Linked DNA regions of Homo sapiens: regions 1 and 2 are each linked to region 3. A link is a loop called in an ENCODE intact Hi-C map of the cell type or tissue named here. Cell type or tissue: Panc1. All regions are shown on one strand. Links, peaks and the distances in the headings refer to the core of each region. The heading gives the core; the rest is flanking DNA.

Region 1 (11,431 bases), core at 2,009-10,008, 1.1 Mb after region 3:
TAAGTGATGATCTCAATTATGGTTGGTAAAAATCTTTGAACACTAAAGTAACATAAAATCCCAAAGACATTATAAAACCACTTTGTTTTCAACTTGAAAAACTAGTACTATCAATATAACTTCCCACTGAGTTCAAAACATTTCTACATGCTTAATATATTCTGTTATGTTTAGAGTAGAGAAAATTGAAGCTAAGCCCTTCGTTTAGCAATAACCATTTTAATGTCTGTTTATCACAGTAGGTAAATAATGCAGAGCTCCCAAATTTAGTCATAATAAGCAATCATTTTTCAATAAAAATGGGTAATTTTCCCATTTCAGCTTCGTCTAAGTGCCTACCGAATTAAAGTGTTGACTTAAAATACATTTCAAATGTTAGTCTTATTATGATAATTACCAAGGATCATATCTTAAGAAGTTATTCTTAAAGATCACCAATTTTCCTTATAGTTATGGCCATTTCATCTGAATCTGTAATATTCAATACTAGGGTCTTTTTCTTTGGCTTTCAGGATTAATAAAAAATTATTTCAAAAGTTAAAAATGAGAAAAGGTAATGTATGACCATAATTTAATCAACTATATACATTCTAAAAAAATTATAGTGTTAGTCATAAGCTGGAGGGGTATTTCCTCACCACTCTTACGTTTCTGTCCATTAGTGCAAACTCCATGATTAGACCATTGCTGCCTACCTATCTCCGCCCTCTCATTCACTTCTCTGCAGGAGATAAGAATAGACTTAACCTGAGTGGTAAGTTCAAAAGAAGAACCTGGACCTATGTAGCTCAGCCATTCCTCACTATGTCTAAATAGCTAACATCCATGCCTGCATCATGTCCTTAGTTTTACAGAGACATCCTTCTATATGATGAGGCTGTGATTATTAGCCCTGCCTGGGGCTTGCTAATTAAGACTGTCACCAACCTGGTCAACATAGCAAGACCCTATTTCTACAAAAAAGAGAAAAAAATTGAAACAAAAAATTACCTGGTCATGGTGGAGCATGCTTATAGTTTCAGCTACTTGGGAACCTGAGACAGGAGGATTACTTGAGGCCAGGAGTTAGAGGCTGCAGTGAGTTATAATTGTGCCACTGCACTCCAGCACTCCAGCATGGGTGACAGAATGAGACCCTGTCTCAAAGAAAAAGAAAAAAAAAAAAAAGACTCCCTAATTTGGTTTTAGGAATTTCACTTTCCCTCAGATATAATCTCCAGTATTATCAACTTTAGAAGTAATCAAGGTATTATGTTGGCTTTAAGTTGCTTTACTTATTGTATTATTTCTCAATTGACACTTATTTATTTGGCCTGCATCAACATTAAGCAATGTTGAGTCAGTTGCTTATTCCTTCAGCATTATCCTTTGGTCTGCAAAGTTGTAGGTGGGGGCTTGTATTTTATTTTCATAGCCTTGGTGAATGCATGCATATGAAGATAACCAGTAAAGCTTAGGAAACAGAATGGAGGGCAAAACATCGTGTACACAGTGTCTATATTTGGAGCATCCACTATGTACTAATAAGATTCTGGATGCTGGGAATAGAGTAGTGAATAAACCCTGCTTTTATGGGGTCTATTTTCTATTGGGGAAAGCAAACAATAAACTAATCATTGATTGTGAATACTGTAAATGCATATATTACATCTACCCAGGCAAGTAGCTGATAGTGATAGGAAAACACTTAATAAAAATGTTTTACAAAGGATGAGGTAGTCCTTTTTGTAGGATGTTTACAGAACGCCTCTCAAAGAAAATTAAAGTTCATCTGGACCTTAAAATGTGATGGTGGTAATCATGAGGGATCCAGTAAGAAAATGACTCAAATAGAGGAAATAGAGAGTTCAGAGGTCCAGAGAGGACACAGTTACCAAATCCAAAGGGCAGAAAGACAGCCAGAGTGACCAGAAGGTAGTAAAAGAAACCTCGAAGCTGGAGACAATGAGCCCACTGAAGTAGGCAGGACCTAGATAGTGTAAGATGACCTTGTAGCCTGTGACTAAACAAACAAAAAAGACTCTATTGAAAAAGCAGTAAGAAAAACATATTGGAATATTCAAAGTTAGGAATGAATGCGATCTGAATCAATCAAGTTTTTAAATTGTCTTTAGCTGTTTTGACTTAAAGGATTGCAGAGAAAGTAGATAAGGCTCAATTGTAGTGGTTCAGACATGAAATAATTGTTTGTTTAGAGCTGTCCTTATAGAGAAGGAATGGTCAGATTTGAGAAGTCCAGGGAGCTAGAGCCAACAGGACTTATTTACAAATGGCATATAGAAAGTGAGTAGGGTAACAATTCTAGGGATTAAGAATAACTCCTAGGTTTTTATCCTGATCACCTGAGTCATCAGGGGTACACTTTCCAGAAATGGGGAAGATTTTTGGAGGAGCAAGTTGTGCTTTATCTTCTACAAATGGTCTGTTTGTTTCCATAAGTTGGTAGTGTCTTTTAGACAACCAAGTTTAGATATCAAATAAGGAGCTTGATATATATGTGTATAGATAGCAGGGAAAAAGTCAGGGCTGGAGATTTTATTTCCTGTTTTTTGCTGCCATGAGTTAGAGAATAGCTGGAAACTAATGAGATTAATTATATAAAACATTGCTGCGCATGGACATATATTATTTGTTCAGCATTATCCTAAGCACTAAACAACTCCCATCTAATTTAATCATCTCAATACCACTGTATTATAGATGGAGTAACTGAGACTTAAAGAGAGTAATAATTTGCCCAAAGGCACACGGTACGTGATAAACTAGACTTTGAATTAATGTCTGTGTGATTCTAAAGTCCATGCTTACTGGGCTAAAAATCAAGGGTGTAGAAGGCACCTTGAATATCCAGCCTCTTAGAACAAGAGACTGGGCTTCATTTGTTACCTTAATTAGCTGTGTGACTTTTGTATACCCTGTATAATCAACAAGAAAATCTGTGGAATTCAAAGGACCTGTGTGCTTGATTTCAAAGCCGCAAAGAAAGGAATAGTTTGTAATTTGAATAGTCAAGTTCTGGAGGAGAAGGACCCCTCAAAATAATAGACAGATAATTATCAAGGGCTTCAAACGTAGTGTTAATAGCTTTCATCAGATTATCATGGGAGTTTGGCCATCAATCCCAGTGTATTCAAAGCAAAGTTATTTCATGCCTATTATCCTAGGTTAATTATTAATAATGCCCCACTTTAACTCTCAAGAGGATTTCATTTTTGATAAATTATATGGTCACTCAATATTTAGAAGTCTTAGACCCAAAAGGTTATAAATACCCGGTAGATACAAATACTCACAAATCCTACATGTTTCCTCTTTTAAAGAGGAGAAACCAAGGCCCCTGAGGTAACAAGAGCACAACTATCACACAGGGGTCCTTCTGCTTACTCCTCATTTCCATCTCTTGGAGTTCAACCCATGCCTCGAAGCTCAGTTTTGAATTTGTTCATTCATTTATTCACTAAACTTTCTCACATTGGTGTATGTATACCACCTACATAATGAAAGAAATCATAGGGATAGAAAATACCTCTGTTGGAAAATCATTTGCTTATTTCTCCTACCTGCAATGAATAGACATGCATATGTATCAAAACAGGCAATTTCAGACCTACATACCCAGCATCTACACACAAATACATGCACACACAGGCACACAAACAGACTTACATACGCCAGTCTTAATACTCAATAGTTTCTGAAGACTCTAAGTTTGCTATCTCATAATGTTTTTAATTGGCTGTCAACAGTTTAGCAATAATTTCTCAGACTAATGAAAAAAATATCCATGAAGATGGCTGTTCCTTGTGATTTCAGGTTCTATGTTGAGTCTCTCATTTATGACACTGGTTGGATGGGTGAAAAATGTTGCTCTTCATAAGAGTATATTTGTTACCAAAAGGGGAAAAGAATAAGTTGTTTTCCAAATCAAAAAAGATTTATTACATGTTATTGTTCACTCTATATTCAGTAATATTCTAAACATTATAAGAAACTCAAAATAGTAGTCAAAGATGGTGTTCATATAATTTTTAACTTTAAGAAGTGTCAATCAGTCTTCCAAGTATTTATATGCAGTCAAATGCCCTGAAATTAAAAACATATGTTCCATTCAATGAAAATTTAATGTTTAGAGCTTATAAATAGAAACAGGCTTGAACCGAGCCTTATGGAGGACTAGCAAGGGATAAGAATCTCAACATTTCATAATTTACAATAACCAGAAGTGGAAAAGTCAGTGACTGAAGTAAGCCTTGGAATTAAGCAGCCAGAATGAACTCACTAGGTTAGAAACTTTAACAAAATCTGAAGTTAGTATATTTTTTTCATTACTTATCTCTGGTCCCATAGAAGAGACAATCAGAAGACATAATCCTAGCTTAATAAGGGTTTAACAAAAGTAGCTTTTCAAAGTTAATTAGCCTACTAATCATAAAAAGAGAAATGAATAGGGGGGCAGCCTCTCTAACTTTGAAAACATTCTGAAGAACCACTAGCCTTTAGTCTCATTATTCTATTTAACATGGCTATCACTTTTATCTCAGAAGATACTAATATTAAAATGTTGGACGATATTCTTATTCATAAATTTTTTTTTCTTTAGATAATCTAACCTTCATGAAGATCCCATCTGTCATGTTTCCACTAAATGAAGTTGGCAAGTTTGTTGTTTAAAAAATCCTTAAAAATAATTATATGTCCAATATTCAATAGAAATATTTATGATAAGAATGCAATCATCTTACTGAGGCTATCACAATATTTATTCTTTTCTCATTAATGTTGGAAAGTATATGGAATAAAAGACACTTTCCCAGTAGAGCTTAAGAGGGCAGCTGAGAAAACAGAGTTGGAAAGAGATGTTAGAAAATTTGGCCAGAAATGTAAAATAGTGACTAAGTGTAGGAAAAAATTCAATAATCATTTCCTATGACTTTCCATATGTTGTATGATAAAATAACATGTTTTATGTGATTTACCAAATATCTTTAAGAAATACTGACATAGCAAAGAGTATAAGGGACATCTTCTTCCACATATGCTATAATTTTATTTCATATATTTCCTCTCAAAGTCTTAATACACAAGTGATCCAGTGTGACCTCAATACAAATAAATCATATAGGAGCTGGTACAGACATGATGTACATGCACACCTGCAAACTCATCCACTCAAGAAAGATCCATTAAACTTCTACCATTTGTCAGGAATGTACTAGGTGCTGAGGTGCAATGTCTGGGTGACACTCATATGGAAGTGTTAACTAGGCAGATTGGATATGCTAGTCTGGAGCTGAAAAGGAACTGGGGCTGCCGATATAAATTAGGTAGTCATCAGCATACAGATGGTATTTTTAAAAATAAAAATGAATAAGGTCACTTGGGGGGATAGAGATGAAGACTGGGTTCAAGAGAGAACTAAGGAATGCCAATATTTAGGGGTTGAGTATCTAAGAGAAACAGCTTAAAAAGCTTGAAATTAAAAAAAAAAAAAAATAGAAGAGGATGGCCTTATAGAAGGCAGAAGAAGAGAAAATTTCAAGAAAAAGGGAGTGGTCAGTTCTATTCAATGTTATTGAGAGATCCAGTAAAAAGAAGACCAAGCAGTGTCCATTGGACTTAATATAGAGGTTGTTAGTGACTTTGACGAAACCAGTTTTGGTGGCACGGTGGGAGCACAAGACAAGACCATACACACACACAGACAGACAGACCGACAGACAGACAGACACAGACACACAGACAGACCGACAGACAGACAGACACACACACACACACACACACACACACACACACACAATTATAATGTCCTCTGGTTCATAAACACTATATCCAGGATATTCCATTGTTTGGAAAGCCTAGTATTTATTTGTCCATTGTTTAATTTAATAACTCCGAAGTGCCTTAATTCAAAAGGGACCTCTGGCTGTGAGAAGTAGCAGTTTATGCCAGCAACTCTTATTTTTCCACAGTGTCCTGACCCCATGGATTTAAAATAAAGCTATCTAAATGTAAATAATTTATTTCTTATATTGCTAAAGATATTCCATGATAATTGACTAGATATAAGACTATGAAACTTAGCATGCTTCTTAGCATCACCAGTGAAACCCCAGATGCAGTGTAGGCAAATGTAGTCACAGCTACTTGAGAGACTGAGGCATGAGGATCACTTGAGCCCAAGAGTTCAAGTCCAGCCTGGAAACATAGGAAGCCCCCTGTCTCCCCAAAAATATAGATTAAATTAAATTAAACCACCAGTGAAGCCTGAATGATTCAGTCTCACATGTGGATAATTTCAGAATTACTCTAAGGACAAAGTTATCTTTTGTATACATTATTAGATTTTTTTTTCCTGTAATTGAAATAGTTTAAAAATTTTAATTCTGGATTTATTAAAAGCAATTGCTGATTTAGCCATAAAATACATCCTAAAATGTTAAAGGAGTGTATCTAGGTTAAATGAATTCTTAATTCCTCAAGTATGCCCGATGGAATACCTTGTCTCCACTCCTCCACATACATGTTACATATTCATCGCATGGATCGTAAGACAACTCAACCAGGAGAATCAAGATTTATGCTTATAACTATATTATAGTTATAATTCATGCATGAACAACAGTGACCTCATGTGGCTAATGCTTTATGCCTGAAACTATTAAACTAAGAACAACAAAAAAATGTCTATGCTATACATCAAGACATGTCAGAGTAAATGATTGGAGCTGCCTGTGCCACACAACATACTTTCTTTTTTAAGGTGACTGCTCAAATCTGTGTATGTTTGTAAGGTTAGATTGGTCAAAGGTTAACATTATGGAATAAGATATCTGAGGGCCAAGTATCAAATCTTACCTCCTTGTATTACCCAAAGCATTCAGTGCTACTCTTTGCTCATTGAAGAAACTCTCCAAGTGCTTTTTGAATTCTGTCTCATCTTCCCTGCCCAAGTTAAAAAATAAATGCCTAAATGGAAATGTAAGAACAGATTACAGTGGTGCTTCATTATCCACCTGTTTCTGACTTCAGGATTTGGCTGTTTTTCTCTTCAGTCTGAATAGTTCCCTTAACCAGTCTGAGCTGTAACATTCTGGACTTTCGCACAAGCATTTGTTTAAAACTATTTTACTACATCATTAGCTAGAATAACAACAGTTTTAAACACACATTCAAGCCTCTATATTTGTAGGTTCCACATCTGTGGATTCAACCAACCACAGATCAAGAAATATTCAGAAAAAAGGATGGTTATGTCTGGACTGAACATGTACAGACTTTTTTCCTTGTAATTATTCTCTAAGTAACCCAGTATAACAGCTATTTGCATAGCATTTACATCCTATTAGGCATTTGGAATAATCTAGAGATGACTTAAAGAATATGAGAGGATGTGCATAGATTATATGTAAATATTACACCATTTTATATGACGGACTTGAGCATCTCTGAATTTGGGTAACTGTGGGAGAAGGAGGGTCCTGGAACCAGTCCCCCACAGATACGGAGGGACTACTGTGTTACAGAGTATTGAAAATAAAATAACTTCCAGCTCTCTTTTCTTTAAAATCAAGGGTGGTGTCCTTTATCATTAATTTCAAAGCAGTGCTGCAGTTAGATCACAGGTAAGGACCTAACTTCACTAGTAAGACCTTAGCTAGAGAATGAACAATTAAGGATAAATAGGTTACCTCGGATCTTCGAGGTAACATGATATTTAGTAGATGACAACTGCTGCTTGCAGTCTTCTGTCAGAATTATGCTGTAAACTCTAGCTCAGCAGTAAAAAACATGATTCTGGAGTCAGAAAACCTAGTTTGTAATCCTGACTTCAACATTTATCTGTCCTTGGTTTAGTCACTGTCTTCTCTTAGAGAACCCATCTTCGAAATGGGAGAGGGTAACAGAATCTAGCTCATGGAGGTATCATGAGGATTAAATAAGAAAATACTATGTAAACCATTTCACAAGTTTGTGCCACATAGTAAGAGCTTAGTGTTCCAAGCTTAATGATTTTTAATGAATCTGTTATTCTTTATTTTTACTTCTCATCTATATTTCTGCTTTCTTAATTTTAATTAAGACATATGTATAGTTCATTATTTTCTCCATCTTTTCTTCTACTAAAAAGAAAGCTAACACTTTATCAGTTTCTTTACTGTTTTCCTTTGTTCTCTCCCTAGTCCAGGGAAGCACCAGTTAAGTAGTATAGGTGATCCTTGCAAATATATTATACATACCTACTTGTTCTGTGGGAAATGTGTTTTGAAAATATCAGCAATGACGAAATTCCCTAGTCCAAAATCCCAGTTATTTAGAAAAGCTTCTTGTCATAATTAGGTACAAGTTTGATATCGTATTTATTTGCTACATACATAGAGGATTACATAGCAAAACAAACAAACAATCTGTGAGGCATAATACTTAATGCCCTTATCTAATTCTTTTCTTGATACTTAAAATATAAGAAATAATAAAATCCAAATATGTAAAGTACTCTAAAATAAAAAGACATAACAATAAAAATATACCTACATAAAATTTTGAACATTTTATTTCTATGCCTGATAGAAAGTTTAAGTTTAGTTCACTATTTTAAGAATCACAGAATAATTTTTATTCATGTATTCAACAAATGTGTATTAACTTCTTATATGCTAGGTACTGGTTTTGGCACAATAATTCTATAGTAAACAGAATACACAAAATCTGTTCTTTTATAGATTTTACATTCTAGAAGTGAGAAACAAAAAACAAATAAGAAATAAGAAACAAAGGAAGGAGGAAAATAAATAAATGTACGTAAGTGGCAATAAACATTAGCAAGAGAAATAAATTAGGATAAGGAAGATAAAAAGTGATGGAGTGTTATTTTACATAAGGGGCTGGGAAAGGCAGGTCTTATAAATGAACATTTAAAAAGGCTTCAAAAGTTTTAAGGGAAAACATTTCAGACAGAGCTGCAGCAGCTGTAAAGAGCCTTCAGTGGAAGCGGACTTGCCGTGTGCAAAAAATTCCACAGCTAGAGCAGAGTGAATGAGGAGGGGAGTGTTTGGAGATGAGCTCAGAGAAACAGTAAGACACCAAGTCACGTAAGGCCTGATCCAAATACAAAAAAAACCATTTAAGAATTGATCTGAAAAGGAACATGATCTGGCTCATATTGTAAAAGGCTCACTCTGGCTTTGGCATGCGTAATGGACTGCAAAGGGAAAGAAAGAGATGCGATCAATTAGGAAGTTTTACAACAATCCAGACAAGAAGTGATGGTGATTTGGCCAGGATGTTAATGGTCAATGTGGGGAAACAGATTCATATATCAGATAGGATTCAAAGTAAGAATTGAAATAAATTTGTAATGGATTAGATGTGGAATGTGAAAGAAAAGAGGGTTCAAGGATAACTCAAAGATTTTTCAGCAACTGGAAAAAAAAGATGCTTTTTGTGCAGATGGGATAGACTTACGGAAAAGGAGAGGTTTTTTCCCCCCGAGAAGGTGGAAACAGAGAGGAAAGGAATTAAGAGTTGTGTTTTGAATATTTAGAATTTGAGGTGTCTTTTAAATATTCAGATGGAAATATTGAATAGGCAATTGGATGTTTAAGGTTGAAATTTAGGGGAGAATTGCCAAAAAAATTTTTTTTTAATGTGTGAATTAACAGATTAGTGATGATGTTTAAATTCTTGCATTTGGAGATCATCTGGGAATAAAGAAGAGATAGAAAAGAGTTTTGAGAGAAGAGCCCTGGTCTTTGCAATGATTAGAGGTCAGGTATATGAGGAGGAGTAGACAAATGAGAGTGGTAAGGAATGAACAGTAACTAGGAGACTAGGGAAGAGTTTCACAGACAACAAGTGAAAAATGTTTTCAAGAAGGGAAGTGATTGTTAGATAATGTGGATAGGTTGACTAAAATGAGTACAAATAAGAGGACATGGACTCAGGACTCACCTCCTATGGAGAATCAGGGGGCTGCCACACCAAAGAAGTTTTTAGGAGTTCAGTAGTCTGGGAGATTCTGAGATGTCACTTTCAAAGGAAAAAAAAATTATGCCATCTTGCATTTATCACCAATAAGAAGGAATCACAATGCCTGGTAGACCTCTTTGGGTTCTGGAAGCAGCATTTTCTTTATGTGGGAATTTTTTTCCTAGTCCTGTTACCAAATGACATTACAGGCTGCCAGCTGTGGATGGGTCCCAAACCAGGAAAGTTCTTGGTGGTAGATCCAGGCAAGAGTGTGAGCACCCTTGCAAATTGGTCCATATGACAGAAACAGCAGCATCTATGATTTTAGCTGCATCCATGATGGGAAAAGATGCCATATAAAAGTTATACAAAGTCCCAGCAAAAGAATTACAATGTAAATATCTAACAAGTATTCAGAAAGTGGTGTTTCCGAAGCAAGGCCATGTCATCTATAGAAAAGAATGATATACCGTGCAAAAAGAGTCCCTGGTTTTCTTCTGTACCCTAAGATGAACACTTAGCCATGGGACATCAAGTGTGTATGTTGCCAGAACTGCCCATCATGAGCTGGATATTGTCAGACCCACCAAATTGTAAGGTCAGGCTAGCCCAGCAGCCATACCTTGCAGAATGGAAATGCTGCATTTATGTTCAGCATGAATAGGGCCCAAAGGCACAAGTAAGTTGCATGAGTAGCTGGCCCAGAATCCCATGTCCCTACTATTGTCACACTGGCACCCACCTCTCTTGGCTAACTTCTATCACCACATGGGAGGTCTCTTAAGATCAAATGACAGAAAGAAGTGAGCCTTTTAAAGTATACATTCACATAATATAGGTCTGTATACTGAAAATTAACAACAGCTACAGTATAGCTCTACTCGGGGGAGGGCCAAAAAGACATCAGTGAAGGAAAATATTCCCAACAGGCACATATTTGGATGGTACACCTGGTCATTTCCTTTGCATAAATAAATAAATAAATAAATAAATTGCCCAAGATTAGAATATATGGACCAATGGCAATTTGAGGATAACTTGTCTGGAAGGAGAAAGATTTGGAAATGAGGGACAGACAGGTCAGAGGAAGGGACACATGGAGGGCTCTGGGAGTGGACCCAAAGTATTTTCTATAACATACTAAAGCCTTTCAGAGAGTGCCCACATGAGAATAAGCACTACCAAATGAATGTTAAAAAATGATTCAGCCAATTGACATCAACCAGCCTCTGTAATTAACCTCAGTGCTGGCACAACAGGCTTATGAAATGTGTGGCCGTGGTGGCAGGAATGAAGGCTATGAATGAGGCTTATGTCCTGTGCTTCCTTTCACCAAGGGTGATTTAGCTTTAGCTGCTGCCAAATGTCCAATTTACCAGCAATGGAAACCAGTGGTGAGCCCCCAGTATGAAACCATACTTTTGGGAAATCAACTAGTTACTTAGGGTTAACTTGATTACTTTGA
Region 2 (11,431 bases), core at 1,696-9,695, 1.4 Mb after region 3:
CAATTTTTTTTTTTTTTTTTTTGTAGAGAAAGGGTCTCACTCTGTTGACCAGGCTGGTATCAAACTCCTAAACTTAAGCAGGTCTCCTGCCTACACCTTCCAAAGTTCTAGGATTATAGGTAGGAGCCACTGCACCTGGCCCCAAATATTCCTGATCTGCAAAAAATGGTGGCGCTCACCTATGCAAAGCCTATTGATGCAGAGTTGGCCATCTGTATATAATTACTTCTATGGCTGAGTCCTCCTGAAAAAGTCAAAAGAGGTTAGGTGGGAAGAGGATGAGGAAAAGTTCAGGTCGAGTATGAAGAGAGAACAGCAGAGACAGTGGGAAATGAAATTGGGAAGAAAGATCCTGATATTCCTATCAGGTAGCTGATATAATTAAGTTTGTGGGCACAACTGGATAATTTACACTTCATTTGACAGGTAAATGTGTAAAGGAAACAGATTGACAAAATCATATCTTTGCCTAAAAAGTATTAATCTGCCAATATACTGTCAAAGGCAAGAGACCAAGAGAAATAGTAGTTAGAAAGTTATATCAATAAATATTACAGAGCTCAAGTCAATTACAACAATGCTGGTGACAGGTAAGGAGGGCCTAATCCAACGTGGCAGATTGAGAGGAGAGAGCCACGGAAAGCATTATAAAGGAAATTCACCCAGTATATAGCAACTGAGCTTCTAAGGAAGGAAAAGAAAACATGTATCAGTATTTATTTAAATGGCTTTTTAGCAGATAAATTTCCTCAGAGAATTTTGTGATCTCTGCTGTTTCCTCTCTTTTAACTGGAAGAAGAATGTTGTTAGAAAAAAGAAAGAATCAGAGGGAAATAGATACCGTTCTGTCATGATGACTTTTTAAAAACATACTGTTTTCATATGAGCACTTCAGTTGGCTGGTTCAGTTGTTGTTAAACAATATTTTGGGGAACCCAAAAACCATTTTCCTTTTGGCATTTAACAACAATTAAAAATTTTTTCCATTAATTTATAATGTGGTTCCTTTGTTACTTAAGTAATCTTTAGGCTAGAGAAAAAAAAGTGAGTCCATTCTGTTTTTTTCGACACTGAGTATCTAGCACCTAGTATAATGCCAGTATGAAGCAGATGCTGAATCCACCCATTGAATAAACAAAGGAAGCATCTTCCATCACATGAGATGTATTTTTAGTTTTATATCCTTCAAAAAGGATTTGCCTCCCATCTGTGAATTTCTGCATTTACTTTGTCTTTATTCACTTTTGCTCACTGTGGTCATGTAGAGAAAAACTAAATATTGTATTCCCAGTCTCCTCTGCTGTATGTGGAGTCTTAATTAGCTTTTCAAACACATTGCAGATAAAACCTATTAATCCTCTGACCTTCACTGAATTCAAAAGTTTTTGTGTTAATTGTTTTGAGAGAATAATAGACAGTTTTGCTGTTTTTTTTTTAAAAAAATCCTTGCATCTCTGCCAGGAAAACAGTAGAACCAGAAAGAGCATTTGAAAGGCTGCTTGTATTTCAGCTGCCATCTTTTACCACTAGTGCATGTCAGAGGACAGTCATTTCTAAACTTTATGAAAGTCATTTGTTTTCTTACAGCTTTATAAAATAAGCTTTTAAAATGATTTCTATCCAAAAATAGCAAAAATAGCAATTAGATCATTTAAGATGATTGTAATTTTGTTTATTAAAGCCCTAAGTGGAAAAGGAACTTACATTTATTGTCCACCTATTAAATTACGAGCACTTTGCTTGCATTAACTCCTTAAAACTTCAGGATCCCCTTTTTCCTGTGGTTTGACCATTTGTGTCAATATTCACTTTTGTTTACAAGGTTTCAATCACTCCACTGGGTACTGACGAAAAACTGATGAAAATTGTCACCCTCATTTCACAGAAGTGCACACATTCATTTGTTTTCGAGAGTAAAAATTTCTACTGCTGATGTAGGAAGGAATTAGGACTTGAAATCTGTTTTCTCTGATTCTAAAACGATTGTCAAAGTTTCAATGACCATTAGCACTTGGGAGGCAGGAGGTACTCAGTAGTATCACCCAAGGTTAAGGTGACATACACACCAGTTTTCTCCTGTAGCATTGACATAATTATTCATCACACTTTCTTTTATTCTCAGAGATGTCCAGTGTGGATGATTGTGCTCCATCTCAGAAGCTTTTAAAATTATGTATTTGCGAGTGCTGTGGGAGACCAAGGTGAAAAGATCACTTGAGACTAGGAGTTTGAGACCAGCCTGGGCAACATAGTGAGACCCGCCCCCTGTCTATAAACAATTAAAAAATTAACCTGGGGCTGTGGCACATGCCTGTAGTCCTAGCTACTTTGGAGGCTGAGGCAGGGGCATCATTTGAACCCAGGAAATAGAGGCTGCAGTAAGTTATCACACCACTGTACTCCAGCCTAGGTGCCAGAGTGAGACCCTGTCTCTAAAACAAAAAATAAATTTTAAAAAATTATGCATGTGTAAAGGCTAAAGCAACTCCATCATGGAAACTAATTCACTATGCTGACTTCTGCTTAACCCCAGTTCCTCTCAGATTTCTATTTTCAAGTACTTACCATAAATCCTGCTTATAGGCAAATTCCTTCTGAAACATCTATACCCTTTCTCTATGGTATAGAAGCCCTGGCTCTGGGGGTTAACAGTGCGGGGATCCACCACCTCTCAGCTACCCGAGACATGGCTTCTGCTTGTAAATCCCTAGGAAATGCTTCTTTCAGAGAAACTGGATCTATCAGTTTCTTTTTTTAGCCTCTCAGCTCCCATGGCCTTTGGGAGTAGGTTCACATAGATAGACCTGCTCATCTTGAAACAGCATCTCTAGAGGTTTAGAATACCAGAATCTCTCTTCCCATCAGCGATTATGATTCAGTCGTCCTGGTGCAAGGATAAGAAAGACAACTGTATTTTAAAAATGATCCTTGGGTGATTCTCTTCTGCCAGGTAAGCAAAACACTCATCAAGGCTCATAAAAAAAGCAGCCATGAGCAGTGAAACAGAATGCTTTGCTGGGAGTCGGGAGCTTGGACCTGAGGTCTAACCCTGCCACTGGATGCACAACCCTCATCGTTTCAGGCTTCTGCTTTTTCTTTATAAACCGAGAAGATGGAATGGAGTCAGTGGCTTTATGTTGGGGTTGGGGGTTGAGTGTAGAGGAAAGAGTACCTTGCAAAGTCTCAAAGTATGAGACTTTGTCAAACTATAACAAGATTCTGAGATTCTTGTAGCCACCTACCTCCATGGGAGCTGAGGGTGAGTGAAGAGGTACTTGTTCTTTTGGAAAATCACTGCTTTTAGGGTGCCAGTGTTTGGGATGAAAGTATGTTGTATGGTATCATTGCCTATGTTGGAGCAGGAAAAAAGAAAGAATGGAAACTTAGGTAGATGGTCCTGAATTTTTATTTCTAAATCAAAACATTAAAAAAAGTTTGGATTTAGCAACTACTTGATTCAGTAACTTGCTTTTCAGCTGCTTAGTTTAACCACACACACACACACATACACACACACACAGCATGAAACAACAGCTGAAGACGTATTTGATGATGTGAGCACAAATGGATTTTTTTAGTCTTTTTCCTACTGAGTTGCTGGAGGGCAACAGTGCGAACATCCACCCTTCCTTGCCAGCTGGTGTGTATTCCTAAACCAGGGAAATAACGGTCACACTTACCCTACCTATTATGACAAGCTACCTCTGGGTCAAAATTATTACAGCATGTTCTTATTAGTGTCTGAATCCCACTTTCATTTGTGTGTTATACTTACCCAGTCCTGGATGAGTAATTTTAATTGTGAGAGCCAAATAAGCAAAATGTGGAGTTAGCCCTTGACAAAAATAGCCACTGTTACAAACGTGATTTAAGGGCTGAAATGGTTCAGATCATCATCCCTGGTGTCTTTGCTTAACAAAAGCAGCTAGGAGGGGTTATTGGTCTCAGAGGTGGAATATAGCTGCTCTGCTCTGTCAGAAGGAAAGTGCTCCTTTGGCTACTTCTTCTTTGTCCACAGGGCAAATACTGTGATATGAGAAACCGGAGAGATGGGATGTATCATTGGCAGCTTGGCCCTGAAGGCTTTAGGGCAGTATTTTTCTCTTTCTGCCCCTAGCCAGCTGTCTTTTTGCACAGGTTGAATGCATGTGCTCTGCCTTTGACATTGTGCATTTAAATGCCAGCTTGTGCAATTTACAGTACAAAAGGGCAAGGATACGTGGGGGAATGAGGAAAAAAGAAACCTCTTTTCTCTTCTCATTGGCTGACCTTTGTGATTTCGCTTTATAAAGGCATTGAAAGAGCCCCTTTGACCATATTTCTGATCTTCAAAACAATCACAGAAATAGCCCTTTATAATGTTATTTATATACATTGCTACCAGTCTTCCTGCATTAGAATATAAAGAATAATTTGTATCCCTGGAACTGAACACGGAAAGCCATTCCTATCTCAGTTAGCTGAAAGTAAAACCAAATTGCACTCTGTGATTTTGGTAATAGGGATCAAAAAATTTTATATTGTAGGATTTTAGGCCAATAATACCTGAATCTGAAAGGTAGACTTAATATGCTTCCCTCAAATTAATTTAGAAAATTTCAAATTTGGAGAGATCATAACATAATAATTTTATGAGACAGATATAAAGGGAGATGCAGGACTGAGAGTGACCTTGGTGGTATGCAAATCCTCATTCTTGAGAAATGATTTGTATAGACTTAATGATTCTCTTATTCTCCTTAGGTATTCCTTCATTAATTCATTTGTTCACTTATTGAGTCCTTTCATTAGAAAGATGCTTTTCTGGGTACTAAAGAATAATGGTGGCTGGGCGTGGTGGCTCACGCCTGTAATCCCACAACTTTGGGAGACGGAGGCAGGTGGATCACCTAAGGTCAGGAGCTCAAGTCCAGCCTGGCCAATATGGTGAAGCCCCATCTCTATTAAAAATACAAAAAATTAGCTAGGCTTGGTGGCAGATGCCTGTAATCCTAGCTACTTGAGAAACTGAGGCGAGAGAATCGCTTGGACCCGGGAGACGGAGGTTTCAGCGAGCTGAGATTATGCCGCTGCACTCCAGCCTGAGTGCAACAGAGCAAGACTCTGTCAACTAAAAAAAAAGAAAAAAAGAGGAAAAGAATAATGGTGACAAGGAGACAAAGTTTTTGCATTTATAGAACTTCATAGTCCAGTGAAGGAGACAAATCATAAAGGGCATGTAGTATGATATCCGAGAATGATACTTGCTATGAAGAATTGAGAGGGCAAGTGGATAGAGAATATGGAAGGTGCTGTGTTTTCACTGGGTGGTCTGGGAAGGGCTGTCTAAGGAGATGCTATCTGAACAGAGACTTGGATGAAGAAAGGAGTGAGCTGCACACACATTTGTGAAAATAGTTTCATACAGTAAAAATGCAACCTTCACACAGAAGAAATGCAAAAACCCCAATGATCAGGGAACAGGAAAAGAAGCAGTGGAATAGAATAGCATGAGTGAGGAGCAGGTGGTAGGAGGTGAAGTTAACCGAGTTGTGGAGATCTGGATCACAAAAGATATTATCCTGAGTGAGGTCTGATGCTTTCAAAGGGCCTGAGTACAGATCATTTTAAGCAATTATAAAAGTGAAAACAATTAGAATTAACATAAACACATTTCTCGTGTGTTTTGTTGGCTGGAAAATTTGTTTAGTTGCCTCTTGCTCTGTCCCCTTAACTTTAGTGACACTGCTGTCACTGAATTTTGCATATGAAATTCTCTTCAGAAAAGGATAAGACTAGTGCCATCTGGTGGTCGTAGTTGTGAACGTCATACTCCATCCTGGAGTATTTGCAAAACCAAAAACATTTAGGCCCAGCAGTGCTAAAACTTTCAATAATACTTATCCTCCTAGGTAAATATGTCTATTGAGCACATATAAAACTAGAATATGGAAACTCGACTAAAGTATTCGCTGATGTTGTTCTGTGCTTTGAGGAATCTTTTAGTTTAGCCCAGTAGTTATTTTTGTCTATACAGTATATGCAATGCAGTTCACATAGTAGGGAATAAATAAATTGCTATTAAATTGAAATTAGCCTAATGTCTACTTATCACTGAGGTACCATTGACCTTTATTAGGTCTTCTTTCTTAGGTCTCTACAACAGTAGTATTCTTGAATCCAGAGAGAGACCACATCATTTTCTTTTTATTGTGATATTTGTGGTTATGATTATTTGGCTAGTACACTTACTATTTTTATATAGTGTTTGCCTAATAAATATAAATTTACATATGGGATAGAAAGAACTATGTTTTAACATTACATGGGTGTTTATCTTAAGGGCTACCTGCTTAGACTGTCTGGCTTTGAGCCTTGCCTCAGTCACCTGCAAGTTCTATGGATGAGCCTTAGTTTCCTTCTCTGGAAAGACTCTAATGGTTCTAACGTTACAGCGATCTTGTCAAGGTTAAATGAGAAAATCTAGGTAAGCTGTCTAGCCCAGTACTTGGAATATTACAAGTATCCAATACATGGTAAATATTTTTATAATTTGTATGTGTTTGGTATGTAGCATTTGATAAGCTAAAGGTCAAATCATGTCTCATGGGAAAATTAAATATAAATAAGTAACTAGTTTGTAAGGATAGTTCAGCCTGATCACTCAATAAGCATTTAGTTGAATTCCTTATTTGTAGTAAGCACTGTTCTGAAATATCCATCATACATTTATATTACCAAGAAGTATGCAAAGCTACAAAAGGACAAGCCTCTGAGTGTTTAATAATTGTGTTCACAGAGCCTAGAGTGGCATCTGGCACAGAGTAGATGCTCAATTAATATTTGCTGAATGAATGAATTAGAAAGGACTCCTTAAATATAAATATTATCTAGTTTTACTTCTTATTCATGTAATTATTTAATAAAATTTGATATGTTAAAGTTTCTGTATATAGATGTAAGTAAAACTGAAACGATATTCAAAATTGTATTATCATTACATTTTTACCTAGGAGAATGAAATCAGTAATAATCCTAGGGTACTCATTTTCCAGCAATAATCAAAAGATTCTTATATTACTAATTGTGAGCAGAATACTTAAAGAGAGAAATTTTGGCAAAACTATTATGCGAATCACTAAATTTGCATATAGTGGTTTTTCCCCTAAAATGTAATGTGTGTTTTAAGACTTAACTCTCAGAATGGCAATTCCATTTTCCTGCTTCCAAGTTCTTGATTGGGAACTCTTTATTATTACACATATATTTTCTATTCAGCTAAAACCTCCACAACATACAGAATAAAAGATTTGATTTTTCCTGACTGAAAGAAAAGCTGATATTTGTATATATGCATTTGTTATTTATCAAATGAACTCTAGGACAATGTCAACTGCTTACTAATATCCAATATATTCCATGGACAGCCTCCCTCAAGCAATGAATCTCAGAATATCATGGCAATGTGAAAATTCCTATAACTCACATATTTCTATATATCCTATGGAGTACGTTCTCGTTAAACATGAGGTAACACTTATTCTGTGTTTTAATGACATTTCAGTGGTTTCTAGAATTTTTTTAAAAAAATCTCAATAGAAAGGATTTAGTAACCTTAAGGTTAACCTTGATCAATATTTCGGAAAGTATTATTAATTGGAACTTAAAGGAATGCTAAATGCAAAGATGTGGCATAGGTTCATCAAAATTAAAGAAGTCATGTAAAATTAACCTTAATTCTTCATCAGATAGCGAACTTGAAGATCAGAGAAATTGTGCAGGCTTGATGCATGTGTAGCAAAGCATTTGAAAAGGTGCCTTCTGATGTGTGATTAAAAGGTAAGAAAATGGGCTGAATGCAAGAGAAAACTAGTTACCCCTTGAACCTTTACTAACCAACACTTAGTAATGGATAACTCTTAATCTGGTAGAGATGTCTAATGGTGAGTAGGGGGCTTCATCCTCTTCTGAGAGTCTCTGGATTTAGTCATTACTAAAAAGATTTTGCATTTGACACTGTTGACTATCTCTTTATCTGTAAGAAGCCTATTCATGATTTGTCAATGGTTTTTGACATGTCTGTTATAATAGGCAAGCACATCTTCAAAGCCAATGAAATTTGTTACAATTTTATGTGAAAAAATACCTTCAAGAATGCCTTTTGGGAAACTATATTCACTTGCCAACTGGCTGTATTAAACACCACTCTTTCTCTTGTCAAGTGCTTTTTCTTACAATGCCCTATTTATTCCTGGAGAATTCACTTTTATCAGGCTATGAAGTCATCAATTCAAGCTCACTATAAAGAACCAAAGCTTCACCTTAAGTGCTTAAAATACTCCTAAGTAATTTTGAGTAATGGTCAATTCTACACCCTTTAGAAACACCATTTTAATTATTTTTTATAACCAGTACTTTCTGGTATTTCACCAAGGTGTGATTTCAGATGTAATTCTAATTAAAGTAACAATTTGATTGTTTGATGCCAGAAAGTCCAGACATATAAAAGTCTCTGAAATTGAAGTGTTTTTGATAATTGTTTTGGGAGCAATCACAGGACATTGAGTCCAAGATTCAGACTGAGAGACTGAGATGCTGATGTCATTGGCATTACTGCTACTGTTGCCCCAACACTGGGAATTTGTTGAGAACAGAAAGATGAAACCATTAAATGACCTTTTCACAGAATCACATTACATGGATTCCAAACTTTCTAAAGAGTGTTAACTTTTCAAATCAAGAAGTACTATGATATCTTGATTTCTTATATTGCTTTTCCCTCGTTTTCTCCATGCTATTTTCTTTTTAATGTGATTTTTTCATTGTCCACCACATTCCTCCTTAAGTAATCATGTTTAGTTCTATGTTTGAACACAGAGAATTATTGAACATTTTAGATATTTTTTGGGGATTCCAATCTGCTGGAAGCTGTCAAGGTCTAAATTAGCTAGTTACTAATGAACCGAACATAATTTTTCTTTATTTTTTTCTTATGATTTTATCACATGATGAGAATTATTCTGGTCGTTTTAGGATTTACCATTATTATTTAGAATTTTTTTAAAAATTGATATTGTTTTAGTTAATTTTTAAACTTTTTACCACAAAATATTTATTCATAGAAGTTACTAAAAGCTACATATCCGAGTTTGGTAAGTTCCCAGCTGAGCCTACAGTCTGTTGATAAAGAGATGTAACCAATGATGATCAGGCATCTTGCTTACAGAACATTAAGAGACCCAGAAGAGTATTCATAATCTCACCAGGCAGCTATACCACAATGAAATTCTAAATCTAGGAAGAAAAATAGGACATTTCTTAAAATGTGATGATGGTCTTCCAGCACTATCCAATTAAACTTCCTATATTGGTAGAAATATCTTATGTCTGTACTGTTGCATGTGGCAGCCACTAGCCACAGGTGGCTCTTTAGCTGTTGAAATATGACTAGTTATTGAGAAGTCAAATTTTCAGTTTTATTTAACTTTAAATTATTTAATTTTGCATTTAAACAGCTTAATACAGTTATTGGCTGCCATATTGGACAGCACTGCCTAATCTTTAAATTTACCATGTTCTCCCCAGCTCCCACCCATTTCCCTTGTTTTCCAATAATATAGACTTGGGAAGTAAATTGTGGTTTTAGTTAAGGCAAGGTTCAGGTCCTGTGTTCGTCTAATAACTACATAAGATTCCATGGTGTGCTGGTTAGCTATATTTTGGGGAGATAAAAATAGTACTGCGTTATAGTGTTTGCTGATTTCCGTGGTGTACGTAATTCCACCAAGGCCAATTTGAAGCTAACAACATGAAATTAACCAGCCAGAAGGATTTCTGAAAATTTAACTATCTGGTCTCATAAGCTGGTAAAAACTGTCTCTAATATACCTATACTCTTTAAAAGTCCCAAATCCTTCCCATGTTTTCTTAAATGTTGCTAAGGTTTACATGCCCTAGATCACTTCTCTCTGTGAGTTCTGCTCTTACTTACTTGGTTCAGCTCATGGACTGGCTTCTTAATTCTCTGTATGCTGGCCTTTTGTTTTTTTCCATAAAAGCACTTTTCTTTAGTTTCCATAAAATCCATTTTCAGAAACCAGTTGTGCAAAGCATAGAATTTTTTTAAAAAGATACCTGCAGATGGTAGAGGGGATGGGGAAAGTTCTTACTATGTGGCAATATTAATAAATACAGATTAAGTATTGGGTATCTTTGCTATTTAATATCCTCAGGCTACTCTTCACTGCCCTTTCCCAGGTTCCCTCCCACTGCACGTCATCTCTCTGACTCCTCTTTGGTGCCTTCCTTCTGCCATAGCTTGTTCTCACATCCTGAGTTTTGGATTTCCCCCAGAAATTCCAAACTTTCCAACTAGGTCATACAAAGCAATTCAGTTCTCTTCAGCCTCTATTCGCAAACTCTCCTTTTGATATTCACACTCATCCTGTTGCTTGAAGGACCCTTTATTTGCCATAATCAATCTTCCTTAGAAAGTAGTTATTCAGGCTGGGTGCGGTGGCTCATGCTTCTAATCCCAGCATTTTGGGAAGCCGAGGCAGGCGGATCATGAGGTCAGGAGTTCGAGACCCGCCCTGCCAACACGGAGAAAGCTCGTCTCTACTAAAAATACAAAAATTAGCTGGGCGTGGTGGCGGGCACCTGTAACCCCAGCTACTCGTGAGGCTGAGGTTGGATAATCGCTTGAACCCAGGAGGTGGAGGTTGCAGTGAGCCGATATCCCACCACTGCACTCCAGCCTGGGCAACAGAGCGAGACTCTGACTCAAAAAAAAAAAAAAAGAAAGAAAGTTATTCATACATGTAACAAAACTTATTGAATAACAGCTACACACCAGGCACTCTTCTGCTTGTAAATATCAAATTTGGCCGTTCATTATATTAGTATTGGGTATAATAATTTTCAAAATGCCTAGCACACTGCTGATGTATGTTGGCAATCAATAGGTGTCATTTTGTTATGTATTTGTGAAGCAAAATTTAGAAATATATTAACACACTAAGGGACAGAAATAAAGGCTACAACCTTTGGAAAGATTCAGACTTTCATCTCTGTCTTCCTTTTAATTACACATTCTATTTCACCCTCAAAGCTGACTCTTAAATACTAATATTTGTGATGTCCAGATATGTATAAACAGTGATGTAATCCACTATCATTTTAGTAAAACTGTGTATAAATCACTGTACATTTAATTAATACCACATGTATTTTCACTGACCCTATGTTTATTTGTTGCTGTTGCTGTCATAAATTCCCTAGTCACTTATTGTGGATACACAATAAATATATACTTAAAATACTTTTAGTTTCAATAAGTGAAGAGAAAATACAATAAATGTTATAGAAATGATTAACATTACATTTTGGTTCATTTTGTTTCTTCGTTGATCACTTTTTGTTTTGCTGTAAACTATTTGGTAATTTTTGTGAG
Region 3 (11,431 bases), core at 1,858-9,857:
AAAGGAGGTTCATTTTATGTTGGGGGTAATAGAGAGCTACCAAAGAGTTTTGTGGAGGAGAGTGACATGATCCAAGTTATATTTTAAGTGGATTCTTCTGGCTGCTATGTGAAGAACTATTATATATATTATTATAATAGATGGGGCCAAGAGTGGAAGCCGGAAATATAATATATTTAATTATATCATATATATTAATATTTAATAATTATATATTTAATATATATTTAACAATTATTAAATATTAAACTTTAAACTGTACCCCTTCCAATCTGACCATTCTCAGCATCTCTGCCTCCATCACACTGAACCAAGGCACTAGTTTTTACCTTTCCTGTGTCACCACAGCAGTCTCCTAACTAGCTTTCCTGCTTCTACTCTTGGCCCCATGTATTATAATAATAGATATATAGTAGAAAATTGGCCCTCATCTATTGGCTATTGTTATTATATTAAATATATTATACATTTAATATATTATGATTATATATAAATTAAAAATATATCATTTAATGTATATTAAATATGATATATTCAATTATATTATATCTAATATATTTAATTCTAGATAATTGGATAATAGATAATCATAATATATTAAGTATGTTATAGATAATTATAATATATTAAACATATATAATTATAATAATTGATAGCCAATAGATGGGGCCAATTATCTACTATATATCTATTATTATAATACATGGGGCCAAGAGTAGAAGCAGGAAAGCTAGTTAGGAGACTACTGTGGTGACACAGGAAAGGTAAAAACTAGTGCCTTGGGTCAGTGTGATGGAGGCAGAGATGCTGAGAACGGTCAGATTGGAAGGGGTACGGCTTAAAGTGGAACCTGCAGAGAAGGCTCTCTCTCCAGGTCATAATGTGACTTTGTTGTTTCCAGCTCTCCCAGCCAGGGTCACTGTCCCATTGGGCTGGTCTGATTTGTTCCTCAGGCCATTTTGGCTCATCTCCTCTTGCTCACTTGGTCCATAAAATGTCACCTGAGCTAGTGTAGGCAAGAGAACATCGAGAATCTGTGTGGTATGATTAGCATTAAGCTCTCGTAAGTGGCTTAATGATTTTCACCATTGTGGGACTCTTAGAAATTCAAAAACTGAAACTGGCTTATCCAGGATTGCATAATAAAAGATTAACTGTCTCATATCTTAAGGCATTTGCTCCTTTTCTTATGACACTCTTTAAACATTTTACTCATCTTTGCTTTCCTTTGTGCTTTATTCTGAAAAAATTGTCCTTTAAATCTGTAAAATGCTTCCAGCTTTTTCGGAATCAAGAAAAGATTTTAATATTAAATGAAAGAACAAACAAATGAATTTTTAAGTAAATAAACTATTTTGACTTAGAGGGTTTGGAGTAAAGACCTACCAAAAAAAAGAAACGATTATTTATCTTACAGAGGAAAGCTTCACAAGGCATCTTAAAGCTTGTTTTTCATATATATATGAAAAGGAATGATGCACTAATATTGATTTTCTTTGAATACAGGACCTAAGAAATTGGCTTGGGTATTTAACAGAAATACCCAAGGATAAAAAATAAACACTTATTAGTTAGACAGAATTTCTGTAAAGAGAAAATTGTGAAATACTGGAAAGAATCAAATGAAGGTAGTTGTGATTGGAACTTCTTAGATGGTTAAAATAATTTGCTTTCATGTGCCTGAGACTGCTTAATTGCAATTCTATGTGGAAAAAAGGATAGAATGAATGAATTAAATAAAAATATTTTTACAATAAAATATATAATTCATATGTGGCTTTCCTATAAATTTATTTTTTGAAAAATAAAAAAATTCAGTTTAAAAATGTTCCAATGATAAAACTTTTTGTTATGTAATAAGATTATATCACATCTGAAGCAATTTGTAATGTGTTGTTTAAAGGAAAAAATAGTGAGCAAACACAATGACAGGTCAAATTTATGACTCTTTCTTGTTTGTCGTTTCTATATTCCGCTTGAGGATTAGTGTTCAAATTGAGTATAAGTAAGAATTGTCAGCCCAGATTTAACTATCCACTGTTGTAACCAGAATACATTTTAGGGTTAAAGATGAATAATTCAAGAACTATTTCTGGGAGCTTTTTTAACGTTGCAACTCTAATCAGCAGGTGGAATTTAACAGCAACTGCATTAATCAGAAACTAACAAGGTAAAAATTACTCCCTCTCTAGATACAGAAAATTTTTCTCATTTGCAGTAGCTTTTTTTTTTTTTTTTTTTTTTTTTTAAAGGGAGACCTCATTCAGAGTATTTTTATTTAGTACCTAGCAGGTAAAGCAAAGTAGTTGAGAGCCTGCCACGTGAGAGGTAAGATGTGTGCTTATGGATCAAAGATGGTCTCACAGCAAAATATACTCCATTGGGCTATTAGAGAGGCTTAGCTGCATTGCTTGTCACTTCACATACACAGTTCCTCACATATACTCACACATCTCTACTGCTGCTATTGCTAGCAGTTTTAATTAGGGACTGTCTAGCCAAGCACAACTTGCCTGCCTTGCACCCCCTGTTCTCCTCCTCTGGGGTTGACTGGAGCTCAGTACTGCCAAACTGTTGATTGAAAACTTCTTGAATGAATGAACTTATCAAATACTTCCATGACTTCCTGGTAGTCCTGGAAATGTAGTCCTAGAAATGTAGTCCTATGATGCCTGGTACAGTGCTCCTGGCCCTTGTAAGCCTGGACTAGACTGACCAGTCTGAGTGTAATTAACATTGCCCCTGCAGAAACAGGGCAACTGAGAGGTGGTGGCTGTGTGGATGAGTCTCCTGAGGACTGAACATTGTGCATCCACCTGGGTTTAGAAGCACCAATTGTAGTGGTCAGGGTTTTCCAAAGAAACAGGGTCAATAGTATATGTATAGACATATAGAAAGATATTTATTTTGAAGAATGGGCTCACACAACTATGGAGGCTGAGGAGTCTCAGGACCTGCCATCAGTAAGCTGGAGGCCCAGGAAAGCTGGTGGTGTAATTCCAGTTCAAGCCCAAAGGCCCCAGAAACAGGAGCATCAATGTACCCCAGATGGGAGAAGATGGATGTCCCAGCTGCAGCAAAAGGCAAATTCACCCTTCTTCTGCCTTTTTGTGCTATTTGGGCACTCAGTGAATTTGATGATGCTGGCCCACATTGATGAGGGTAAATCTTCTTTAATAAATCTACTGATTCATATGGTAATCTCTTTCAGAAATACCCTCACAGACACACCCCGAAATCGTATTTTGCCAGCTGTCTGGGCATTCCTTAGCCCAGTCAAGATGACGTATAAAACGGACCATTCCATTTCATCAGTGTGAAGTGAGAGTAATCTTTGCGTGGCATTGCTGTGTTGTTACAAATGCCTATGTGAGCTGAAGGGAGTGGTTTGTTACTCTGAGTTTTAAAAAGTAAACCTAGGTTAAAAACATATAAAAACATTATGATATTTTTGGTTACTATAGCCTTGTAGTATAGTTTGAAGTCAGGTAGCGTGATGCCTCCAGCTTTGTTCTTTTGGCTTAGGATTGACTTGGCGATGCAGGCTCTTTTTTGGTTCCATATGAACTTTAAAGTAGTTTTTTCCAAATCCGTGAAGAAAGTCATTGGTAGCTTGATGGGGATGCATTGAATCTATAAATTACCGTGGGCAGTATGGCCATTTTCACCATATTGATTCTTTCTATCCATGAGCATGGAATGTTCTTCCATTTCTTTGTATCCTCTTTAATTTCATTGAGCAGTGGTTTGTAGTTCTCCTTGAAGAGGTCCTTCATGTCCCTTGTAAGGTGGATTCCTAGGTATTTTATTCTCTTTGAAGCAATTGTGAATGGGAGTTCACTCATGATTTGGCTCTCTGTTTGTCTGTTATTGGTGTATAAGAATGCTTGTGATTTTTGCACATTGATTTTGTATCCTGAGACTTTGCTGAAGTTGCTTATCAGCTTAAGGAGATTTTGGGCTGAGACAATGGGGTTTTCTAGATATACAATCATGTCGTCTGCAAACAGGGACAATTTGACTTCCTCTTTTCCTAATTGAATACCATTTATTTCCTTCTCCTGCCTAATTGCCCTGGCCAGAACTTCCAACACTGTGTTGAATAGGAGTGGTGAGAGAGGGCATCCCTGTCTTGTGCCAGCTTTCAAAGGGAATGCTTCCAGTTTTTGCCCAATCAGTATGATATTGGCTGTGGGTTTGTCATAGATAGCTCTTATTATTTTGAGATACATCCCATCAATACCTAATTTATTGAGAGTTTTTAGCATGAAGGGTTGTTGAATTTTGTCAAAGGCCTTTTCTGCATCTATTGAGATAATCATGTGGTTTTTGTCTTTGGTTCTGTTTATATGCTGGATTACATTTATTGATTTGCGTATATTGAACCAGCCTTGTATCCCAGGGATGAAGCCCACTTGATCGTGGTGGATAAGCTTTTTGATGTGCTGCTAGATTTGGTTTGCCAGTATTTTATTGAGGATTTTTGCATCAACATTCATCAAGGATATTGGTCTAAAATTCTCTTTTTTGGTTGTGTCTCATCTTATGATATTTGCAGTATGCATTTGGTTTTTGAATTTGTAATTTGTTTTGACTTTGTTTCTCAGTCTAAAACCTCAGAATAGAAGAGCAATATGAGTTTAATGATATCTAAATCAGCTGTTTTATATTGTCAGTGAATTAATAGTAAAAGGAGGATAAAGAAAACAAGTCTGTTGCCTATTTCTCATGTTGAATTTGCAGAAGTTTTTAAATTTCTAGTTTTAGGTTTTGCACATAACAATAAAAAATGGTTAGATAAGCTTTTGTTTGTTAATGTAATATTGTTTTTATAGGATACAAATAGTAAAATCAAGGAAGCTATGTTATTTTGATAAAATTGAGATACTTAAATATCTGGATTTGGTGACAGCAACAGTAAACTGACTGATTTGTTAAATAAAACCTTTTGCCTTTAGTAGAGCTATAAAGTTAGTCATAATGGTTTAAAAAGATATCACTTACACAGCTTAAATTCATCTTGATTTAACCAAAAATATTCTTCTTGACCTAAGACTCTATTGAAAATATCTATCGGATTAGACATTTCAATGAGAACTAGTCTCTCTGTCTTATAGTAGCTTGAAGTCCTGACTTGTCTTTTTTCAGCATAGTGACAGAATTAATTCCTTTTATTGCATAAGAATTTAATTAATTTCTAAAAGCTCTGTGGGCTTAAAATTATTTTGTTGTCAATTTTTAATATAAAATCTTAGATGGTATCACTGAGATGTAGAATCAAAGAATGTATGTTGATAAAAATTAAAACTAAATTGTTTACTTATTTTGCCTATAGTCTTTGAGAAATTCATATATACTCTTTTAAACACTAGATGGCACTAGAAATGTATCATAATAAATTGTTTCATCAGGAGGAATTATTAATTTTATGACCTCCTAAGATGGTGTGTTCTTTGGTTATATATTTTTGAACATTTAAAATAATTTAACTATTTCCACTAGTACCTTTAATTACTGAAATAAGTAATGAGGTTTCCAAACTGTAGAAATACATAATTCATAATTAAAATTTTTCAAAGTATTATTTTAGTGGTCCATAGATATTGCCACACCTCAGGTTTCCTCATCTTATGAGATTGCTTCCCTTTAAGTTCATCAAAAAGAAGACACATGCTCTACAAATAGAAATAATGAGTAGGTTCCTGAATTGTTTACTAACCTGATTACCCATGAGGCATGAATCATCTGAACACACTGGAAAAAGATTTAAATTCTTGACACATATTACTTCCTTCAAGAAAGATAGCATAAAACGAATGATATGCCACTATATGAGGACATTAATGACAAATTTTTCATCAATTTAAGAAATATTTACAATTAGTCACTGAGTAAGATAATTGGAAATGCCCTGAAATCTCGCAATATAAACACTTTCCCAAATTTGACAGTATTCCTAAAAATTTACCATCATCAACAATGTTTTGTGAAGCCGAAAGACACTTTTATATACTATCATTAAAACATGTTGGTCAGCTGTGCTAGAGGAAAGGCGGCTGAGTTATAGTCTTTGTCATGTGGCAATATGATCGAAGAGTGTAGCCAGTCAATGGGGTATTTCAGATAGTAACATAATCCAAGCGTTAAGATCGATTCTGGATCTTGTGATTTTTGTAGCGTTTGTCTACTTTTAAAACTTTTTGATTTGTTGTAACTTCTTTTCTCATTCTGAATACATGTTTACTTTTATATGTAATTTTATATATATTCTTTTTCTTCAGTAGGGCTTAAAACACTGTGTGAGCTTCTACCTGCCCAAACCTGGATTCATTCTGTTCCAATGCCTTTTAAGTCCCAATAATGTCTTGCTCCCATTTAACTCTCTGGCCTTATCTACATTCAGCATATTACTTTATATTTTTATAAAAAGTAATTATTCATTTTTGTTCACATAGCTTTATTTTTTTACCACCGGGATTTTATGTATGTTGTACTCTTTGTTTTTTATGTCCTTTCCCTTGGGATTGTCTTTTAAATTTGTATTTATCCAAGTCTATGAGACATGTCTCATATATGAGGTGCAAAAAGTAATTACGGTTCTTGCTATTACTTTCAATGGCAAAAAACACAGTTACTTTCATAGTAACCTAATGTTATTTCCTTCAGGAAAGGGGCTGTGATCTCTCTCCTAAACTTCCACATTTCCTCAAGCCAGCTAAGAGTAATTTCTCCCTCATCTAGAAAAACGTATTTTTATTTTCTTCTGTGACACATTTCTATGTGTATTTAACATCCTATATTTGTAAGAATGTATTATTTTTTCTACTGGGTTCTTAACTTCCTGATGAAAGGGACTGAATATTACCCATCTTTGGGTTTCTTACAGTACCCAGCACAGCTCCTTATGCATCATTGGTAACCCATAAAGATGTTTAAGATATATTAATGAATATATGAAAGCTGTTTGATCTGAGGGTCACAGCATATATTTTTCTCTGCCTGTTCATTTGAACTCTTAATTTTTCAGACTTCGGTACATGGTTATATTTAAAATAAAATATGCAACAACCAGAGACTTTAGGAGACAAAAAAGAGGATGTTTTCTGCATTTACAAAAAAAATTGTGCTTCTATCTCAGTATAGACAACATCACGGCACCATAGTTTCCACTTCTGGCATATTTTTAGTCGCTTAGGAGTTGACAAACTGCAGCCTATGGGCTCAGTCTAGTCAGTTGCCTGTTTTTGTAAATTAATTTTATTGAAACACAGTCACATCCATCATTCTAATAATGTCTATGGCTGCTTTCAAGCTATAATGGCAGTGTCAAATAGTTGCAACAAAGACTGTGTAAGGAATCAAGATGTAAACCCTGAAATAATTTAATAGATTTTACTTAGGACTTTTGCAAAGGGGTAGGTTGCATCATCTTCTCTAAAATGGGCAATTTATTAATTGCCAAACCATTAGTACAGTAACAAGACATACTATTTCCTATAAAGTGTTAATAAACTAGCATGTTGTAAATTTATGTATATTTTTAAATGCAATGCAAAGAAAACAGACCTCAGATTAAAATACATATGATGAAAGAATTACATTCCTCTTATGTGACTTAATAATTTAAATACTATGAACATCCAGTTGAGAAATTCAACCAGCTTTCTTAGGCCTTATTTTTTATGACCTACTTAAAGCTTTTATCACTGTTGAGCTTGACCTTCTTAAACTATTCTCTTGACTTCTTTGATACTGCAGTGTTTCCATTTCTACCTACCTCCTAGATGGGCCTTACCTATGTCCCATTTGTCCTTTCCTTCTTTCCTCCTAAAAATTTCAGCATATCACAAGGGTTGGTCTTACCTTTTTCTAACTCATTATTCTGATTCCTGAAAAGATCTTTTTTTCATGCTTTCAGTTTGTATCCCATTGTAAACAATGTTCAACTTATCTCTAGTATACATCTTTCCTTGGTTTCAGCTCTACAACTTTAAATGCCTGTTGGAATGAAACAACATTTTTTTTTTTTGTCCTCAAAAATCCCTGGTAACTAAGTTATCTTGGTCCTGTTTCTGACTTTTTGTTTCATACCTTCTCATCATTTTCATAGTAAAACAAAGTTTTCCCCTTCTATTCTAATCATATTGCCAGAGTCTTGGTTCCAAATCTGTATTGCTTCACATTTGCACAAGCTGAGTGTTTTAACTAGTTTCCTGACTCTTCTTCCCTCTAATTCATTTTACAAAGTATGTTAAATTTACTTATTTGGTCTTTGAAAGAAAATATCCTAGAACATACATTATTAGTTTTATTTGTAATTTAACCAACTAACAATTGAGTTTGATTATTTATTAGTTACTAAATATTTAATTGAATAGTCATGGCTTGCCAGGCACTATTCTAGGCTTTGGAAATGTAGTAATAAACAAAACAGAGATTTCTGTACTCATGGAGTTTGCATTCTAGTTTGAGGAATAGATGATAAGGTAAAGGAGCAGAATTATAGTATTGAATTGTATGTGCTAAAGATAAGAATTAAGAGGGTAGGAAGATATAAAATGTTGAAGGAAGACTCCATTGAATAGATGACTAAAGACATGATGAAAGCATAAGAAACTGCCATGTAGATACATGACAGGAGAGCATTCTAGGCAGACAATACAGCAAGAAGCAGTTAAAAGATGCCTAACATATTTAAGGAACAGCAGAGAGGGCAGTGTGACTGTTCAGTGTGACTGAAGCAGAATGAAGAAAACTGAGACAGATAAAAAGGTTAAAGAAATGGCAGGGGTCCAGATCTCAGATCTCAGAGGGTCATGAGATGTTGATGCACAGGAGAGTTTTATGCAGAGAAGGGACATAATCAAAGTTAGATTTTAGGAGATTTGCTTTGGATGCTGTGTTGAGAACTAAGGGGAGAAAGGGTAGAAACAGGAAGGCCTGTTTGAAGACCTCTGCAATAGTCCTGATGTTGAATTAGGGTCCTAGGGAAGTAGACTCTGAGACTGAGATTAATGTAAGTGTAAGTTAGATCTTGGAATTGATTCCCATGGCAGGAAAGGGAAGAAAGCAGAATCAGGTGATGGGAGAAGTTGGGTTGAGATATAACGTCCTAAAAGTTCTCAGCCACCCTAGTGGGAGTGCTAAAGCTGGAATGGCAAGCAGACTGCACTAGGTTAGAAGATTTGTCCTTTATCCCCCAATGTGGACTAGTCATTGGATGTGGGATGTCCCAGGAAGATAATGTAACCTTGGATGAAATAGGCTTTTTCAATGGAGGCAATTTCCAAAGAGGGATAGCCACTGAGTTGCTGCCTACCAGAAGTAGAGTACTCCCTGAGCAGGGGAAGTTAGTCTTCCAGGCATAAAGGGGTATCTGTGTCATACATCACAGCATCCTATACACCAGGAAAGAGGTAATGATAGTTTGGACCAGGGTATTGGCAGTGGGAATGATGAGAAGCTATCAATCTATGGACATGTTTTGAAGGTAGCACCTGTAGGACCAAATTATAATGTTCTGATGGATTGCATTTGGGACATGAGAGAAGTAGAGGGGGCAAAATTGACACCGTAGCTTTGGCTTCAGCAACTGATAAACGGATATTTCATTAACTGAGATGAGGAAAACTGTGGAAGGAACTTGTATTAGTCTGTTCTTACACTGCTGTTAAAGACATACCTGAGACAGGGTAATTTATTAAATAAAAAAAAGAGGTTTAATGAATTCACAGTTCCATGTGGCTGGGGAGGCCTCACAATCATGGTGGAAGGCAAAAGGCACATCTTACATGGCAGCAGGCAAGAAAGAGGATGAGAGCCAAGCAAAAGGAGTTTCCCTTTATAAAGCCATCAGATCTCATGAGACTTATTCACTACCACGATAACAGTATGGGGGAAACTGCCCCCTATGATTCATTTATTGCCCACTAGGTCCCTCCCACAACACATGGGAATTAGGAAAGCTACAATTAAAAATGAGATTTGGGTGGAGACACAGAGCCAAACCATACCATTCCACCCCTGGCTCCTCCCAAATGTCATGTCCTCACATTTCAAAAGCGATCATGCCTTCCCAACAGTCCCTCAAGTCTTAATTTATTTCAGCATTAACTCAAAAGTCCACAGTCCAAAGTCTCATCTGAGACAGGCAAGTTCCTTCTGCCTATGAGCCTGTAAAATCAAAAGCAAGTTAGTTACTTTCTAGATACAATGGGGGTACAGGCATTGGGTAAATACACCTGTTCCAGAAGGAAGAAATTGGCCAAAATAAGGGGGCTAAAGGCCCCATGCAAGTCCAAATTCAGGGGGGCAGTCAAACCTTAACGCTCCAAAATGATATCATTTGACTCCATGTCTCACATCCAGGTCATGCTGATGCAAAAGGTGGGCACCCACAGCCTTGGGCAGTTCTGCTCCTGTGGCTTTGTGGGGTATGGCCCAACTCCTAGCTGGTTTCACGAGATGGCATTGATTGAGGATTTTCCAGGCACAAAGTGCAAGCTCTCAGTGGATCTGACATTCTGGGTCTGGAGGACGGTGGCCCTCTTCTCACAGCTCCACTAGGCAGTGCCCCAGTGAGGACTCTGTGTGGGGGTTTCAACTCCACATTTCCCTTCCACATTGCCCTAGCAGGGGTTCTCCATGAGGTCTCTGCCCCTATAGCAAATTTCTGCCTGTACATCCATTCTTTTCCATACATCTGCTGAAATCTAGGTGGAGGTTCCCAAAGTTTAATTCTTAATTTCTGTGCACCCACAGGCTCAACACCACATGGAAGCTGCCAAGGCTTGGGGCTTGCACCCTGTGAAGCCACAGCTCAAGCTGTACCTCGGGCCCTTTCAGCCACAGCTAGAGTGGCTGGGATGCAGGGAACCAAGTCCCTAGGCTGCACGGAGCAGAGGATCCCTGGCCGATCCCTGGCCCCGGCCCACAAAACCACTTTTCCCTTCTAAGCCTCCAGGCCTGTGATGGGAGGGGCTGCCACAGAGATCTCTGACATGCCCTGGAGACATTTTCCCCATTGTCTCAGCAATTAACATATGGCTCCTCATTACTTATGCAAATTTCTGTAACCAGCTTGAATTTCTCCCAGAAAATGGGTTTTTCTTTTCTATCACATTGTCAGGCTGCAAATTGTCCAAAATTTTATTCTGTTTCCCTTTTAAAACTGAATGCTTTTAACAGCACTCAACTCACATCTTGAATGCTTTGCTGCTTAGAAATTTCTTCTGCCAGATACCCTAAATCATCTCCCTCAAGTTCAAAGTTCCACACATCTCTAGGGCAGGGGCAAAATGTTGCCAGTCTCTTTGCTAAAATATAACAAGAGTCACCTTTACTGCAGTTCCCAACAAGTTCCTCATCTCCATCTGAGACCACCTCAGCCTAGATTTCATTGTCCATATCATTATCAGCATTTTGGTCAAAG

The links. A loop is a pair of places that touch in the nucleus more often than their neighbours do. Peaks named below come from ENCODE experiments on the same cell type or tissue, not always from the same donor. Only the 100,000 strongest peaks of a DNase experiment are listed, where the experiment ranks them.
Region 1: it touches region 3 in a loop (4-fold over the local background); 9 of 110 quality-filtered maps call a loop at or near these places.
Region 2: a loop joins it to region 3, with 4 times the contacts of the local background. A loop is called at or near these places in 7 of 110 quality-filtered maps.

What each region holds. Positions count from the first base shown.
Region 1 is chr6:123,772,960-123,784,390 of GRCh38, reverse strand. No RefSeq gene overlaps it. Among named protein-coding and RNA genes, the nearest start is that of NKAIN2, 25 kb to the left of the region's middle. In Panc1, for the core only: CTCF peaks have their summits at 6,432 and 6,645 (motif pointing left); a DNase peak (open chromatin) is centred at 6,710; H3K27ac peaks cover 4,397 bases.
Region 2 is chr6:123,410,397-123,421,827 of GRCh38, reverse strand. The region is part of intron 12 of TRDN (triadin); the gene reads left to right. Among named protein-coding and RNA genes, the nearest start is that of TRDN-AS1, 23 kb to the left of the region's middle. In Panc1, for the core only: CTCF peaks have their summits at 5,586 and 5,785 (motif pointing left); a DNase peak (open chromatin) is centred at 5,787; H3K27ac peaks cover 1,306 bases; H3K27me3 peaks cover 187 bases.
Region 3 is chr6:124,848,459-124,859,889 of GRCh38, reverse strand. No RefSeq gene overlaps it. Among named protein-coding and RNA genes, the nearest start is that of RNF217, 110 kb to the left of the region's middle. RefSeq lists a silencer at 3,180-3,380. In Panc1, for the core only: CTCF peaks have their summits at 5,328 (motif pointing right) and 5,532; a DNase peak (open chromatin) is centred at 5,306; H3K27ac peaks cover 4,898 bases.